2 separate regions of the Homo sapiens genome follow, and region 2 is linked to region 1. A link is a contact called in ENCODE Hi-C or POLR2A ChIA-PET data. All regions are on one chromosome and are shown on one strand. The core of a region is the stretch at or near the end of the contact, and the rest is flanking DNA. Distances in the headings are between cores, read along the strand shown.

Region 1 (6,288 bases), core at 1,764-4,263:
AGTAGCTAGGATTACAGGTGTGCACCACCACGCCTGGCTAATTTTTATATTTTTTAGTAGAGATGGGGTTTTGCCATGTTGTACAGGCTGGTCTCAAACTCCTGGCCTCAAGTGATCCACCTGCCTCAGCCTCCCAAAGTGCTGGAATTACAGGCATAAGCAACTGTGCCCAGGCCCCCTACACTACACTTAATAACTATCTGGCCAGGCACGGTGGCTCACACCTGTAATCCCAACACTTTGGGAGGCCAAGATGGGAGGATCACTTGAGTTCAAGAACAGCCTGGGTAACACAGTGAGACCGCCCACCCTGTGCCCTGCAGCCCATCTCAACAAAAAATTTTAAAAATTAGCTGGGCGTGGTGGCACACATCTGTACTCCTAGCTACTCCAGAGGCTGTGGTGGGAGGATCCCTTGAGACTGGAAGTTTGAGGCTGCAGGGAGGTATGATCGTGTTGCTGTACTCCAGCCTTGGCAACAGAGCGAAATCCGGTTTCAAAAATAATAATAATAACTATCTGACCTCCAGCAAGTCCCTTGTGAGTTCTAAGCCTCAGTTTTCACATCTGTCATACGGGGATAAAACAGTTGTTCAATGGACCAAGTAAGTTAGTCTGAGCAGAACATTTAGCAAAGTGCCCAGCACTTGGTAAGCTCCATTATTATATCTACTTTGGGGAAAGAAAGAAAAGAATGAGGAAGGGAGGAGAGAAGGAGGGTTGTAGAAAAGCACAGATCAGCGTAGAGGAATGGGCTCCTTAATGATCTAATTGACTTTTTTTTTTTTTTTTCTTTTTTTTTTTTGAGACAGAGTTTCACTCTTGTTGGCCAGGCTGGAGTGCAATGGCATGAACTCGGCTCACTGCAACCTCCACCTCCTGGGTTCAAGCGATTCTCCTGCCTCAGCCTCCCAAGTAGCTGGGATTACAGGCATGTGCCACCACGCCCAACTAATTTTGTATTTATAGTAGAGGCAGGGTTTCTCCATGTTGGTCAGGCTGGTCTCAAACTCCCGACCTCGGGTGATCTGCCCGCCTCAGCCTCCCAAAGTGCTTGGATTACAGGCGTGATCACCACGCCCGGCCCTAATTGACATTTATACTTAAAATTCAGAGTACATTACAAGGACTTCTGGTTGTTGAGCTTTTAAGAATTATACAGCAAAATCTTTTTCATCTGGTTTTATGAGTTGCTGCAATAGGATAAAGCTATTGTAAATTAATGGAAACTTTTAATTGCATTTAATCACATCAAAATATCTCCAACTAAATGTTTCTAAATAATGAACTTAAGGGAGCCATTTTTATAACTAGATAGGAACATTGTATAATTTAAGACATTATTTTTATGTAAGTGGATAGAGTTACAGTGGTGGGAAGCCAGTGGCTCTCTTGGGTGGCTAAATATTTCTTCTGCAATTTTGTTTCTAGTTTTTATTTGCCCTCCTCACAGATAAAACAGATATTTAGGCTGGGCGTGGTGGCTGATGCCTGTAATCCCAGCACTTTGGGAGGCTGAGGCAGGCGAATCGCTTGAGGTCAGGAGTTCGAGACCAGCCTGGTCAACATGGTGAAACCCCGTCTCTATTAAAAATACAAAAATTAGCCGGGTGTGGTGGCTTGCTCCCATAATCCCAGCTACTCGGGAAGCTGAGGTGGGAGGATCGCTTGAACCCAGGAGGTGGAGGTTGCAGTGAGCCGAGATATCACACCACTGCACTCCAGCCTGGGTGACAGAGTAAGAATCTGTCTCAAAAAAAAAAAAAAAAAAAAAAGCTATTTAGTGGAGTAGTTCAGATAATAGGTTTGGAGGGTCAAGTGATGTTTAGACATCAGCTCTGCCATTTACTAGCTATGTGACCTTGGGCATGCTACTTAGTTTCTACAAAGCTCCAGCTTTTGTACCTGTAAAATGGAGATGATCATAATATCTACATCCTAAGATGAGCGTTAAAGTGGTAATACACGTAAAGCACAAGGCTCAGTGTCTGGAATGTAATGATAGCTCAATAAACACATGGAAGGGCTACAGTAGTGTTCAATACATGAATAACTAAATGGGGAAGAAGTAGGGAGCAGGCAGGCAAGCTGGGGACCCTTAAGATAAGCATGAGATAAGGGGGAAAGGCCCTCCTAGCTCCTCTATGTCCTTTATTTTATTCCCCTGGTGTCCTGTGCCATAATCCCAGAACCCCATGGGAAGAATCTCTCGTCCTCTTTGTAGTCCCGCCCCTTTGCTGTTTTGGGGTGTGATTTTCTCTGTTCCAGCTACTCCACCCTTGCAATCGCATCTGCTTATAGGCTTCCGGAGGCTTCTCAAAATTCTGATCCACTGATGGCACCATTTTCTTGCTCTCCAGTACTCTTAAGTATTTATTCTATTTCTTAGCTGGGCGCCATGATGCATGCCTGTAATCCCAGCACTTTGGAAGGCCAAGGTAGGCAGATCGCTTGAGGCCAGGTATTCAAGACCAGCCCAGGCAATACAGTTAGACCCCGATCTCTACCAAAAAATAGAAAAAATTAGCTGAGCATGGTGGTGTGTGCCTGGAAGGCTGAGGCAGAAGGATCACTTGAGCCTGGGAGTTCGAGGCTGCAGTGAGCCATGATTTTGCCACTGTACTCCAGCCTGGGTAACAGAGCGAGACCCTGTCTCTCACAAAAAGAAAAGATTTATTCTATTTCTTACTACTTCTATGTCATTTCCAGGAAATGTGGAAGAAGAAGAAATAGAAAATGTCACTTCTCATTCTACCATCTTGAACAAGAATTTCTGTGGACATTCTGAATATTTAAATCCTTTATCTTTCCTTATATGAGAAGAAAATCCAGTGACTGTTTGAAGTCTATTTCTACAGGCATCTCTCTGAGCATCCCTGGTAAGGGAATTTGATTTGCTCTTCTGTGAGTACATTCCTTCCAGCCACGAGGGGAAAACGGTATCGTCCTCAATGAACTCATCATATTCATGAATAGGGCAGTAGTTGTGTCTGCAGGAATTCCTGGAGCTGGGCCAGAAGTGGAGCACATTGTCCACAAGTCCCTGCCAGCCCAGATTTATGGCTGCGGCTCCATTAATAGCCTTTCCTTCAAGCTCCAGTGGTTTGTAAGCTCATCCCAGATCCAGAAGTGTATGTCAAATGCCTACTCTACAGAGCCCTGGAGGAATTAATCATGAATCAAGGAGGGAAGGACTGAGGAGAGCTGAGAGCCACTCACCATCCTTCCAGCCTCCCAAGTGGCAGGAGGAGGCTGGGAGTTTGCTCATGTGTCAAATCCATGTGGTCATATCTCCCCTGTCCCTGTTCTATCTACAGTGATACCTTGAGTCATTCATCCGTCATCCATCATACATCACAATGACGCTTGAGCTTCTTGCCAAAGCCTTCAGCAGATCAAATGCTTGTTAATAAATCTTGAGTGCTCTGCCAGGCACTGTCCTGGGCATTTTACAGAATGTTGTCATTTAATGACTATTTTAAGGGACCCCATGAGGTGGGGATGTTGTTGTTCCATTTTAGAGATGAGAAAACAGATGCAGGAAGGTTCAGTGACTTGCCTGAGGTCATACAGCTATTATGTGACAGAGCAGCCAGGATTCAAACCCAAGCCGTCTGGTTTCAGAGCCCATGATCTATTTTAGAATTAGCATTATGCTGGCTGGGCGCAGTGGCTCACGCCTGTAATCCCAGCACTTTGGGAGGCTGAGGTGGGTGGATCACGAGGTCAGGAGATCGAGACCATCCTGGCCAACATGGTGAAACCCCGTCTCTACTAAAAATACAAAAAAAATTAGCTGGGCGTGGTGTCAGGCGCCTGTAGTCCCAGCTACTCGGGAGGCTGAGGCAGGAGAATGGTGTGAACCCTGGAGGCGGAGCTTGTAGTGAGCCGAGATTGCGCCACTGCACTCCAGCCTGGGCGACAGAGCGAGATTCCGTCTCAAAAAAAAAAAAAAAGAATTAGCATTACCCTTCTAGGCTGTCTCTTCCAGTCTTCCCCAATCATGATGCTCAGCAGGCATAAGAAATCAATCCCTGACCTATTACCCCTGAGGGGGTGGGCGCTCTAGCAGGACTGAACAGATCCCCACCCTCCAATGCTGATCTTGCTGCTTGTGCTGCCAAAGAGCCAGCCTGCCCGCAACAGAGACCAACATGGAGCCCCCAGGATGGAACCACTCCATGTCACTTGGTAGCAACTTAGGTACATACATTGGACTCTTCCAGTTTTGAAGGAGCAGCAATTCATCTTGACCGAATCGGCACCTATTCTGAGTATTGGTTTATCTTTCCTGCCCACAAGGTCTCAGTCACCACCATCACCTGAGGGCTCACACAATGTCTGACCCACTGACAAAGGATCCATCATAACATTGCATGGGACCCAAGGAGCCCATATAGAGTGAAGGAGATGTAGAAGCGGATGTATGGCCTGGAATCCGCTGGTCCTATCATATATTGTGCTATCCTGAAGCTGCTGGCCTAAGAGAGCAATGGAACAGGACTCTGAAGGTGTCACTAAGGTGTCAGCTTGGAGACGATGCCCTGTGACCATGGGGCACTGTCCTCCAGGACACAATACCCACTTAAGTCTATTGCCATTATGATGCTTCATTCCCAGGAGAAAAGATTCATGGGTCTGGAAATTAAGGGGTTGAAGTAAGAGTAGGCTTCACTGTCATCAGTCTCAGTGACCCAGATCAGGGGATTTGTACTTCACATCCTGCAACTTCTGGGCTCGGTGGGTCTAGAGGTCCTGGCTCCCAGGGAGGGAAAGCTTCCACAGGAGACACAGCAAGAGTCTCAGTAGAATGTCTTTTTTGAGATGGAGTCTTGCTCTGTCGCCGAGGCTGGATAGCAGTGGCGCGCTCTCAGCTCACTGCAAACTCCGCCTCCTGGGTTCAAGGGATTCTCCTGCCTCAGCCTCCCAAGTAGCTGGGATTACAGGTGTGTGTCACCACACCCAGCTAATTTTTGTAATTTTAGTAGAGACGGGATTTCACTGTGTCGGCCAGGATGGTCTCGAACTCCTGTCCTCACATGATCCACCTGCCTTGGCCTCCCAAAGTGCTGGGATTACAGACGTGAGCCACCGTGCCCGGACCCATTAGACTTTAAGCAACAGCTGCTACCCAGTAACTTTGGGCTCCTTTGTGTCAAGAAATGAACAGGCAAGAAAAAGAGTCACCGTGGGCTCCTTGGGTCCCATGTCAGAGAAATTGATCCTAACCACCATTAAGACTTAATAAGCCCCATCTATCATAGGGCCACCCAGGTGATATACCAGACATCTCTTGGTAATCTCCTGCTCAATTTTGGTGTTAAATGGACAAGCGCAGCAGCTATGGCCTAAAAGAGGCATGGCGACCAGGGACTCGAATCCCTTAGGCATGAGATCTCAGTCACCCACCCAGGTAAACCGTCTAGATCAGCGAGAGTGCTCGCTGAAGCTGAGAGGAATTTAGAATGGGAAGCAGAGGTGGGAGACATTTGGCCTTTTGGCCAAGGCAACTTCTGCAAGGAACTCAACTGTGAGCTCCATTGGCATCCATTGCAGCCGTGAGACTTTTGCAGAAAAGAGATTATCCAGAATCCTGGAGGAACTGTTCTTAGGCGGGGTGAGCTGATTACAATTATGGGCTGCATAACACATTTGAGTCAACAACAGACCACATATATGATGGTGGTCCCATAAGATTATAATACTGTGGTAATTAATTAACTTATTTATTTTGCAATCTTTTATTGAAGAGTACTGCTTCGTGCAGAGCAGGGCTAACTCATAGGCAGTGCACCCAGAGTTGGCCTATTTTCATTATTCTTTAATAGCGAGGGGGTCTAGCTATGTTGCCCAGGCTGATCTCAGACTCCTGGGCTCAAGGGATCCTCCTGCCTCAGCCTCCCAAAGTGCTGAGATTACAGGTGTAAGGTACCATGCCTGGCCTTTTTTTTTTTTTAATTTAATACTGTGTTTCTACTGTAGGTTTTCTATGTCTAAATGTGTTTAGAGATGCAAATACCATTGTGTTCGAATTGTCTGCAGTATTTAGCACAGCTACATGCTGTACGGGTGTGTAGCCCTGGAGCAATAGGCTATACCGTATAGCCTAGCTGTGTAGGAGGTTGTCCCATCTAGCTTTGTGTGAGGACAGTTTATGATGTTTGCACGGTGACAAAATCACCTATTGATGCATTTTTGGAACACATCCCCATCATTAAGTGACGCATGACTATATTTGAAGCAAGTGGGTCCACCCTGGACTGTGGAGGATGCTGTGATGTGCTACTT
Region 2 (6,288 bases), core at 2,471-4,970, 190 kb before region 1:
AGGTCAAATCTTTTCCATCTCAAGGGAAAAATTATCTCCCATAACCTTGCATCAACCTTCAATACCAGTCTTAACCCCTTCACCAACAAACTTTTTGAGAGTTGTAGCCCACTTGCTGCCTCCCCCTCCTCGCTTCTGCTTTGGCTCTTTCTCTCTCCCCACCCTGAATCTTCTCTTTCCAAGGACAAATTCCTAGGGCCGGATCCAGGGCCTCCTAGTCCGGGTTTGCAGGCCTGCCTGGTGACCCTGACACGGCACTGCTCTCTGCTGCCTTCACTCTTTCTCCCTCTGGCCACCTCTCCAATGTTCGTGTCCCCAGGGCCCTCCCCCGCCCCTTCTTCTTGCCGTTTCATTCTCTCCTGGGCAGGCCCATGCATTCCCAAATCTGCTGGGCCCACACCTCCAGGGCCGAGCAGCCAGTGGCCATCTCCATGTGGCAGTTCCACAGGCCCCTCAGGTGGAGCTTATCCCCGTCCTGACACCTGACTTCCCTCCTGGGTTCCCATTTCAGGAAACACCCCACTGTCCACTCAGCTGCCCAAGCCAGACCGAGGTGCTTCCCTCATCCTTCACCAGTCACCAAGGCCCATCAATTTAGGCTGGGTGTGGTGGCTCATGCCTGTAATCCCAGCACTTTGGGAGGCCGAGGTGGGCGGATCACGAGGTCAAGAGATCGAGACCATCCTGGCCAACATGGTGAAACCTCATCTCTACTAAAAATACAAAAATTAGCTGTGCGTGGTGGTGCATGCCTGTAGTCCCAGCTACTCGGGAGGCTGAGGCAGGAGAATCGCTTAAACCCGGGAGGCAGAGGTTGCAGTGAGCTGAGATCGCGCCACTGCACTCCAGCCTGGCAACAGAGCAAGACTCCGTCCCAAAAAACAAACAACAACAACAACAACAAATTTAGCCTTCTGAAGTTCTCTTGCCATCATCCTCTCACCTCCATCCCACCATCCCACTCTGATCCAGGCCATTCATCCATTCAGTGGCCTTTCATTGTGCACCTACTGTGTTCTAGGGACCATGCAAGGCACTGGGCACGTACATCTCTCCCTGAATCCTTAGAACCCATCCTTACTGGTCTCCTCCACAAAACACTTCCCACCCAGAACCCTGCGTGAACGCTAGCACTGTGCTGTCTACAGAACTTTCTGCAATGCTGGAAATGTTCTCTATCTGTGCTGTCCAATAGGGTAGCCACAAGTAGCCATTGAGCACTTAAAACAGGGCACGTGTGACAAGGGAACAGAATTTCTCATTTAGTTTTATTTAAATTAATTTATTTAATTAACTGTTTTAATATTTAATTTATTTAAATTATTTTAGTTTTATTTAAATTTATTTAACTAGCGGCTGCCACATGGGACAGTGCAGCTCTAGAGGGAAAAGCTGACCACATCCTTTGCAGTTTGCAGCCCCTCCTTGGCTCCCCAGAGCCCTCAGGGTCAAGTCCAATGACCTACAAGGCCTGGCATGGTCTGCGTCCCGCCCACTGCCCCAGCTGGCTCTCCACCTGTGACACTGGTTGCTTAGAGTTTGTGGAAGCCAGGGCGCTCACCTCTACCTCCGGGCCTTTGCACCAGTTCTTTTTTTGTTTTTTGAGACTGAGTCTCACTCTGTCTCCCAGGCTAGAGTGCAGTGGCGCGATCTCAGCTCACTGCAACCTCCACCTCCTGGGTTCAAGCAATTCTCATGCCTCAGCCTCACGAGTAGCTGGGATTACAGACACCTGCCACCACGCCTGGCTAATTTTTGTACTTTTAGTAGAGATGGGGTTTCCCCATGTTGGCCAGGCTGGTCTCGAACTCCTGAACCTCAAGTGATCCGCCTGCCTCGGCCTCCCAAAGTGCTGGGATACAGGTGTGAGGTGAGCCACCACACCTGGCCCACCAGTTCTTCTTTTTTTTTTTTTTTTTTTTGAGATGGAGTCTTGCTCTGTCACCAGGCTAGAGTGCAGTGGTGTGATCTCGGCTCACTGCAACCTCTGCCTCCCGGGTCCAAGTGATTCTCCTGCCTCAGCCTCCCAAGTAGCTAGGACTACAGGCTTGCACCACCACGCCCAGCTAATTTTTTTTTTTCCTATTTTTAGTAGAGATGGGTTTCACATTGTGGCCAGGATGGTCTCCATCTCTTGACCTTGTGATCCGCCCACCTCTGCCTCCCAAAGTGCTGGGATTACAGGCATGAGCCACCGCACCTGGCCTCGCCCATCAGTTCTTTAGTCTGGTAGGAACACTCCCACACCCAATTCCCCACACAACCCCCATTTCTTCTCACTCTTTCACGCCCAATCCAGGGGTCCCTGTTGGACTTCTGTGATGGGGGCCCTCCTCCGTTCCATTTGGAAGCTTTGGGTCATGGCATGAGGCTATACCAGTGATGCCCTGTCCACATCAGCTGAGAGGTGTTCCCCAGGGATCGCCGAAGATCCTTCAGGGCAGTGGCCTCAGAGAGCTGATGGGTGGCACCGACAAGAGGTAGGACCCCTGGCCATTCCTGCTGAGAATCCAGCCTGTGTGGCTTTCATGGAGACGATCTGCATTATTAGCAGAAAAAAGCACGGGGCTTTAAAGTCAGACAGGCCTGGAAGGAGGGTGGAGGTTCAAATCCCATTTCTGCAACTTGAACCCACTCACTATAAGCTCAGTTTTTTGTTGTTGTTGTTGTTGTTTTTGAGACAAGAGTCTTGTTCTGTCTCCCAGGCTGGAGTGCAATGGCACGATCTCGGCTCACTGCAACTTCCACCTCCTGGGTTCACGCGATTCTCCTGCCTCAGCCTGCAGAGTAGCTGGAATTACAGGTGCCTTCCACCACGCCTGGCTAATGTTTGTATTTTTAGTAGAGACGGGGTTTTACCATGTTGGCCAGGCTGATCACAAACTCCCAACCTCAAGTGATCCGCCCACCTCGGCCTCCCAAAGTGCTGGGATTACAGGCGTGAGCCATCGTGCCCGGCCTCAGTTTTCATTTCAATAAAATGGAGTAACAGCATTTCCCGGGGAGGATTCTTGTAAGAGTTAGATATTGTAACCCTAGAAGTAGCTCCGTAGCTAGTTTTTTTAGGGAAAGGGAAAAGATTTGTATGGCCCAGATGCTGTCCTTATAATCCCACAGGTGGAGCCCTCCTCCCACAGAAATGAGGTCTTGTCTTCAGTTTTAAGAGTGAAAAACCAAAGTCCAATCTCTTTATCTCTGGTGGCAGAGATAAAGAAACTGAGGGTCAGAGAGGGCCAGGAGTTTGTCAGAAACCACAGGGCAAGTGGACAGCAATACTGAGAATGCAGACCCACGGATGCCCCCCGGGATAACTGTGCCTAGAATCTGTGGGTCCAATGGAGGGAAGAAAGCCCCCGAAAGGCGCTCACCTTTTCGGATGGGGTTTTCTGCCTTCTTCCTGTTGGACCTTGGGACTGGCCGGTCCCCTCTAGGGGAATCGGAGGCAGAGGCGCCTCCCGGAGTCCCCTGCGGGGCGCTCTGGAGCCTGTGCACCTGGAGGCCGGCAGACACTCCGGGCCTGCAGCGGGGACCCTCGGAGCTGGAGAGCTCCAGGAGGTGCAGGCAGCGCGCCACCTCCTCCAGACGGTACACGACGGGGCGTCGCGCCTCCAGGGCTAGGCCGGGCGGATGGAGGGGGTCCCCGGAGCCCGGGGGAAGTGGCGCAGTGGGCGTCTGCATCGGCCCGAAGGCACTTGCGCAGAGGTCCGGCAGGCAGCAGAGCACCTTGTGGGCGTGGTCGCTGGAGGCAGCGCCTGGCACCCCCATCTGGCACAGAGCGTCCCTGCCCTGCCCCCTGGGGCTGCGGAGGCCACCTCCACGCCCATTTGCCATCCCTGAGCCGCTTCTGCGACCTGTGGGGGTGGGGCGAGGGTGACTGGGCTTTCTCTTCCCCTTTCTTTGGAAGTTTCTATGACATCCCAAGCCCAAGAGCTGCTGGCATTGTGTCCTCCTCTCACCTGTCATCTGGGGGTCGGGGAGACAGACTGAACTCACCAAACCACAGAGCTCGCTGTGCACCCCTGAATGGGACACTATCTCTTCCTTCATTCAACAGACAGATCTGGGGCTGGGGTCAAGAGCCTCCCTCTTCCCATTGTGTGCTTAGGCAACTCTCTGAACCTCAGTTTTCTCATCTGTAAAATGGGAATGCTAAGAATAATACCATTTTAATAGTGTTTTCAGGATTAATAAGAAAACAACCAAAGTGTTTGGCATCCCGGAGGCCTGCAGCAAAGGGGCTGTTTCTGGTTTTGTTTTGTTTTGTTTTGAAACAGGGTCTCACTCTGTCACCCAGGTTGGAGTGCAGTGGAGCTGTGCAGCGGCGTGATCTCGGCTCACTGCAGTCTCTGCCTCCCAAGTTCAAGTGATTCTCCTGCCTCAGCTTCCTGAGTAGCTGGAATTATAGGTGTGCTGCATGCCCGGACATTTTTTGGATTTCTAGTAGAGAGGGGGTTTCACCATGTTGGCCAGGCTGGTCTCAAACTCCTGACCTCAAGTGATCCGCCTGCCTCGGCCTCCCAAAGTGCTGGGATTACAGGCGTGAGCCACAGCCCCCAGCTGGGGCTGTTTTTGTTGAACCCTTCCTCCACCCCTACCTTCCTGCCCCCTCAGCCCAAGGGAACCCCCTGCCTGGTCCACCCAGGAGCCCATCCCTGCTGAGCTTTGGGTTGAGCAGGGAGAATGGCTAAGGCCGAAGCTGGAACCAGCAAGAGACAGGCTCTGTGACCTTGGACAAGTAACTGCCTCTCTCTGGGCCTCAGTTTCCCCATCTGTAGAAGACAGGTGCTATACTGCAACAAGTCAGAGGGGCAGCAATGACCGGTACATTTATGGAGCACTTACTGTATGCTTCATGCTTCACCTGCTTCCTAACAACCTTATGAGGCCACCAGCCCCACGGTACAGGAAGCAAGGCTCAAAGAGGTGGAGCGAGGCGTCTACGGTCATACAGCTATAAGTAGGGTTGGTAGACTTGAACCCCAGCTCTCCTTTCTGAGTAGCATGTTCCCCTGGGGGCCTTGGGCTAACTTTGGAGGGGCTTCCACCTCCCCAGCCCTCCCTTCCTTCCAACCTCCATCGGGAGGCGCTCCCCTGGAGGAGCAGCTGCCGCTGGCCCCCACCAGGCTGGGCACAGAAGGCCAGGGCTGGGCATGTTCCCCTGGGGGCCTTGGGCTAACTTTGGAGGGGCTTCCACCTCCCCAGCCCTCCCTTCCTTCCAGCCTCCATCAGGAGGCGCTCCCCTGGAGGAGCAGCTGCCGCTGGCCCCCACCAGGCTGGGCACAGAAGGCCAGGGCTGGGCTGCTGCTCTGCCTCCAGCTAGCTGGGAGATGAGATGGACAAACACGGGAGAGTCGGCCTGTTGGGGGAGGGCATTCTGGAAACCTGCCCTGGCTCTCCGGGTCTGCACCCAATAGCCACAGAAATGGAGACTCAGTTCCTTCAGCAATCTGTGCCCCTACTATGTGCTTGGCACTGAGCAAGGTTCTGGGGTGGGGTGGAAAAAACGGGACACCTGTCTGTCCTCCAGGAGCTCACCCTAAGTCACAGAAGCCCGTGTTGATGGAGGATTTACTATGCGGACTGCCTCCTTTAGTTCTTACTACAGCCAAGTAATTGGTGCTAATATTATCCCCAAGTGAAGTATTTGGAAGACGAGGTCCAGAGAGGAAAAGTGATTTGTCCGAGGTCATACTACTCGGTCAGTGTTGGAGCTGAGGTTTGAACCCCAGACAGGCTGACTCCAGGGAGGACCTGAACTGTCTCTCTACAGGGCTGTTCATAGAGTACCTACTATGTGCCAGTCATTGTAGGTCCTCTCCAACCCTCCCACAGACTGTACCCCTATTTTGCAGAGAGGGAAACAGAGGCTCAGAGAGGTTAGGTAACTGGGCCAAGACTACACAGCCAGGAAGTGGCAGAGCAAAGATTCAAACTCAGACTTGCCTGATTCCCCAAACTTCTCAGGACCCAAGAGGAGAAAAGAGATCAGCCCTATCATTCGTTCAGTCAGTCAGTCAGTCATTCAACAAGTATTTATTGAGCACTTATTATATCAGGTATAGGGCAGACAGCAATCAACCTGACCCAGCCCCTGCCCTCAGGGAGCTCACAGTCCTGGGCATATCCATGGGGTGCTCATACTAAATAGTTATCTCTTCAGCATTTAGGGGAGGGGCTGTCAGGAATAGCTTCCTGGAAGAGGCAGCTCTGGAATTCTGTCTGGGCCATCTAGGTAAGACATTTAACTTCTGAGTTTTTTCATCTGAAAATTAGTAATAATAAGGCTCA

Evidence for each region. Hi-C counts contacts between places; a loop is a spot of excess contacts on that map. ChIA-PET counts read pairs that join two places held with the same protein, here RNA polymerase II (POLR2A). Pooled maps may share reads with other maps.
Region 2: a loop to region 1 is called in a pooled map, with 2.8 times the contacts of the local background. The contact joins two enhancer-like sites. A Hi-C loop is called at or near these places in 7 of 50 pooled maps. POLR2A ChIA-PET finds 5 or more read pairs at or near these places in 3 of 52 experiments (H1 and WTC11).

Annotation. Positions count from the first base shown.
Region 1 is chr12:108,952,361-108,958,648 of GRCh38, forward strand. The region is part of intron 6 of SVOP (SV2 related protein); the gene reads right to left. Among named protein-coding and RNA genes, the nearest start is that of SVOP, 66 kb to the right of the region's middle. Within about 2 kb of position 3,014, at least 2 of the 41 ENCODE cell types and tissues checked have a DNase peak (open chromatin) inside an H3K27ac peak, as active enhancers do.
Region 2 is chr12:108,765,196-108,771,483 of GRCh38, forward strand. No RefSeq gene overlaps it. Among named protein-coding and RNA genes, the nearest start is that of CORO1C, 37 kb to the left of the region's middle. RefSeq lists a silencer at 3,555-3,624 and an enhancer at 5,182-5,682. Within about 2 kb of position 3,721, at least 3 of the 41 ENCODE cell types and tissues checked have a DNase peak (open chromatin) inside an H3K27ac peak, as active enhancers do.